Linked DNA regions of Homo sapiens: region 1 is linked to region 2. Evidence: read pairs that join two places in POLR2A ChIA-PET (ENCODE). Cell type or tissue: Panc1. All regions are shown on one strand.

Region 1 (2,500 bases), 510 kb after region 2:
ACACAGCTAGTAAGAAGCTTGGATGGAAACCCAGGTCTGCTGACTCTGAGCTGTGTCTTTGCTCAGCTGTGTAACTGACTGTCAGCAGCCTCAGTCCACCAAGAAGCAGGCACCCACCTGAGTGTTCAGCCTATGAAGGGCTTGTACCTACTCCTAACACACCTGTCCAGCCATCACAGCCAAGTCACCTGTCCAGCCACATGCTCTGCCCCCAAACATGATGCACCTAGCTCCCCAGAAGCAACCCAAGGCCTCACCACAGTATCCTCCACCTCTACCTCCTACCCTCCTCACTGTAAATCTGCTAGAAGGACAAGAGACATCTCTGAGCATTTCCAAGCTGCCGGCAGGAGGCGGTGCCCTTGCCCACTCAGCCACTTCCAGGTAGTCTCCATGTTACAAAGGCCAACTGCATAGCAAGGGGTCTGACACATGTCCAACGCCATTCAGAGTTTTCAAACTTCAAGTTGCACCCCCCAGAGGAGAGACAGGTGGGAGAGTAAAAGCAAGCGGTGCTCACCTGGACCAGGTGGGCAGTGACAAGCTCCGTCTTGGCCTTGCAGAGCTCCAGGAGCTGCCCCACGCCTTCCATCCGGGACCGGAAGTCCTTGGCCTCCAGCAGCCGTGTCAGCTCCCGTAGCTGCTCCACCATCTCCCCGCGGCCCTGCAGTGTGGAGCGCAGCCCCACCAGCCTTGGGCCATTGCAGCTGAGCCTAGGTAAGGAGCGTGGCGTCTGAACCCCCCAGGGAAGAGCCCGGGGGAATGAACCCACTTCTGGTCCCATGCCACCTCCTACAGGCAGGTGGGGCAGAGACAAGAGTGTCACCTGCAGGTTAGTCCACCCCCAGCTTCCCCTCCACCTACAGCTTGTTGCCCAGGGCTCCATCCCCTTGTCAGGGGCCAGGGCTCTCTCTTCCTACCTTTTTCTCTTTTCAGAAGATATGTAAGCAATGGGGGAAGTCAGAGTGAGGAAGTGGCTATCCACAAAAGAATGACTGGTACACATTTTTTTTTTTTTTTTTTTTTGAGGCAGAGTCTCGCTCTTGCTGCCCAGGCTAGAGTTTAATGGCCCAATCTCAGCTCACTGCAACCTCCACCTCCTGGGTTCAAACGATTCTCCTGCCTCGGCCTCCCAAGTAGCTTGTATTACAGGCATGTGTCACCATGCCCGGCTAATTTTTGTATGTTTAGTAGAGACAGGGTTTCAGTATGTTGGCCAGGCCGGTCTCAAACTCCTGACCTCATGATCCACCCACCTTGGCCTCCCAAAGTGCTGGAATTATAAGTGTGAGCCACTGCACCTGGCCAACTGGTGCACATTTAATGTAAGAGTGGGGAAAGACCTTGGAGGTCATCACAGCCAACCTTCTGCCCAGCTCCTATATCCTGATCCCTGGCTGGCTAGGCTCTGCTCACACTCCCCCAGCAACTGGGGACATTGTAAAAAGCCCCATTTTCTTACACTGGGATCACATGCCCATCACAGCCCCCTAGCCCCTTCCAGCCAGCATAAGAACAGCTCTGTGCAGAACTACTGTCTCCCACCTTCAGCTCCAAGCCTGGGTCACTGGCTCATGCCCTACACCCAGGTCCCATCCAGCAGAGCCCACTGTCCCTCATTCTGTGATTCACTCCTGCATTCCACACTCATTGTCTACTGAGAGCCAAGAGCTGTGCTGGGCACTGAGAACCGTGAGATGAGAGCACAGCCTTTGCCGTTAGGAGCTCACAGACCAAGGGAAGATAGATACATCAACGGGGCTGACAGAGGTATGAAGAACAGGCCAGCCTGTCACCCTGAGGACATGAGGACACAGAGTGGTAGAGCTTCCTGGAGAAAGTGACAGGTGAGCTGAATCTTGCAGAACCAATAGACATGTTCTAGGTGCAGATGGTGTCTAGGATAAGCAAAGGCACAGCAGGGAGAGAGGATGTGGAGGGGCATGAATACCAGCTGCTCTCATGTTTTGCTTATCCCAGGTGCTGCTCTGGTCAGGCCGAGACAGGAAGAGTGGGAGAGTAGGCAGGAAGTTACCTTTGAAGAAGTGGGCATGGGGCTTCCCTAGTGCCCTGCTAAGGAGTTCAGATGGGATCAGCCCAGGACATTACAGAAGGGCTTCAGTTTTAAGCACAGGCGTGACCATCAGACTCCTGCTTGGTTTCTAACTGCTCCCAGCAACCCCACACCCCCTCCTCCCAGCCCCTCAGTCCATGTCTTCTCATCTGCCTTAGTTCAGGCTGGGCCTCTGAACTAGTCCCAGGCTGGCCACTCTGGTGGTTAAAGGATCTGCTGGTCTAAGCGAACGAGGAAACACTGAGCTCACACAGAGAGTCCAACCACCGATGCTAGTGGAACCCCGCCCACTCAGCTGGGACTGCAGGAACCAACTTCTACTGGCAGATGCTCCCAAGCCCAGGATTTGGTCTCCCTGGGATTTGGGTTGGGGGGAACACATCCTGCAAATTCATCTATTAGTATTGCAGCCCCAACTAGGTCTCA
Region 2 (2,500 bases):
GGCAAGATACTTAATCCTTAAAGTAGTGCTAATAGAAATACAATATGAGCCAAAAATGTCCTTTTGGATTTTCTAGAAACCACATCATAAGAAGTAAAAAGAACTTCATTTTAATAAACATTTAACCCAAGAGATCCAATATTTTCATTTTGACTTGTACTCAATATAAAAATTATTAATAAAACATTGTATGTCTTCTGTACTAAATCTTTGAAATCCAGTATGCATTTTATACTGATAGCCATTTCAGTTTAGAGACTAAATTTTCATCTGAAATACTTGAGATGTATTTTATAAAATTTATTCTTGGAAAATCATATTCACATACCCAAGTTGTTCCAAACATATTTTTCCAATAACTGAATTAAGTTTCAGTACTTAAACTTAAATTAATTAAAATTAAATAAAATAAATTCAGTTCTTCAGTCACGTCAGCCACATTTCAAATACTCAAAAACCACATGTGGCTATTGGCTGCCATTATTAGACACACAACTACAACTGGGGATAGCATCTATTTCACTGGGTTGTTCTAAGATTGCATGAGAGAGTTTTACAAATCATAAAACGCTGTCCAAATAAATTACTTCTCCTCCAAGGTCACCCAACTAATGAGAGGTGGCTCAGGAACAAGAATCAGGCCAATGTGATTTCCACATATGGACATTTGAAATTTGAACACTACTCATCTTGAACCTGGCTTTCAATCTTTTTAAAACTGTGATTCACAGTAAGAAATATATTTCACATCACAATGAAAGACACATACACCTGTGCATGTGTGTGTCCGTGTGTGTGTGCGTGTGTGTGTGTGTGTGTGTGTGTACCTGTAGATCAGCAGCCACTGTTATTTCCCAAAAGAGAGTTACAATGAGGATATTTTATAAATTAATTCTGCTTCTTCCTCCTGCTGGTCTTCTCCTCCTCCTCCTTCTCCTCCTCTCTGTTTAGTGCTGGTCATGACCCACTAAATTGATTTCATGGCCCATTAATGGGTTACAAACCACAAGTTGAGAAACACTGATCTTAAGAGTCCAAACTTCAAGGCATTTTAAAAATTGATTTGTTTTATGTTGCAAAGAGTAACCCTCTGTAGCCACTCGTCATAATGTTCAAAAAGGAAAAACATCCCCCCCAAGGTAAATAAGAAATATGACACTGCTTTAGATAAGATATAAGAAAATAAGTGAGTTGCCCACTTTTTTGTTAAATATTATTAATTTATTCATTCAGCAAATGTTTATTGAAGAAACACTGTACTTGGCATTGCACCAGGTACTAGTGAGCCCCGGCCCAAGACAGGCGGGATCCCTGTGCTTATAGAAGTTCAGCTCCAAAACAACAGAAGCCTTCGCTGCGATGACTTAGCCAGATAAGGATCTTGGGTGTTTTGCTGTGTGTTTCCCACAAGAAGAGCGGAGACAGGCAGTTCAGCACTGGCATAGATATCCAATGACACCATTAGTGACTTAACTCTTTTTTTTTTTTTTGAGACCGAGTCTTGCTCTGTCGCCCATGCTGGAGTGCAGTGGCATGATCTTGGCTCACTGCAACTTCCACCTTCCGGGTTCAAGCGATTCTCCTGCCTCAACCTCCGGAGTAGCTGGGATTACAGGTGCACGCCACCACGCCCGGCTAAGTTTTTGTATTTTTAGTAGAGACAGGGTTTCACCGTGTTAGCCAGGACGGTCCCAGTCTCCTGACCTCGTGATCCGTCTGCCTTGGCCTCCCAAAGTGCTGGGATTACAGGCGTGAGCCACCGCGCTCGGCTGTGACTTAACTCTTATTACTTTACTAGTCCACATCCCATGTTGTCAATCCCTGGTTACAAGACAGCTGCCACACCTCCAGGCATTATGTTCATATTCTAGGCAAGAAAAAGAAGAAAGAAGCAGAAAGGGGAAACTTTCCCCACAGTTCCCCGCACCAGAGGGCTGCCAGATAAAACACAGGATGTCCAGTTAAATGTGAGTTTCAGATGAACAACAAAATTGTTTTTTAGCATAAGCATGTCTCATGCGATATTTAAGATATATTTTCACTAATAAAATTGTTCGTTATTAATGTGAAATGCACATTGAACTGGGTGTTCTATATGTTTATTTGCTGAACCTGGCAACCATACGAGCATAATTCTGCTCACATTTCACCACCAGAACTGTGTCACATGGCTGTTCCTATCTGCAAGGAAGCCTGGTTAAATCAAGTCTTTTTTTTAAACTTCCAGTCTCAATAAAAGAAGGAGGCAAGAGAGAAGGAAGTTGGTTGGGGACCTGAGTGAGCCAGCCTATGAAATCCACCGCAGTTCAGTTCCCCTCTGGCCTTTCTTATAGATCATATTATGGAATTTGTTTTTGTTTTTGTTTGAGACAGAGTCTCACTCTGTTGCCCAGGCTAGAGTGCAGTGGCACGATCTCTGCTCACTGCAACCTCCGCCTCCCTGGTTCAAGCGATTCTCCTGCCTCAGCCTCCTGAGTACCTAGGACTACAGGCGCACGCC

Evidence for each region. Peaks named below come from ENCODE experiments on the same cell type or tissue, not always from the same donor. Only the 100,000 strongest peaks of a DNase experiment are listed, where the experiment ranks them.
Region 1: POLR2A ChIA-PET joins it to region 2 with 5 read pairs; 2 of 35 experiments call an interaction of 5 or more read pairs at or near these places.

Annotation. Positions count from the first base shown.
Region 1 is chr2:29,033,677-29,036,176 of GRCh38, reverse strand. It overlaps TOGARAM2 (TOG array regulator of axonemal microtubules 2), which reads right to left. Exons shown (of 20, transcript NM_199280.4): 17 at 521-713. Among named protein-coding and RNA genes, the nearest start is that of PCARE, 40 kb to the left of the region's middle. In Panc1, no CTCF peak of the experiment used is centred here; no DNase peak of the experiment used is centred here; H3K27ac peaks cover 800 bases.
Region 2 is chr2:29,547,463-29,549,962 of GRCh38, reverse strand. All of the region lies in intron 3 of ALK (ALK receptor tyrosine kinase), which reads left to right. Among named protein-coding and RNA genes, the nearest start is that of ALK, 370 kb to the left of the region's middle. In Panc1, no CTCF peak of the experiment used is centred here; no DNase peak of the experiment used is centred here.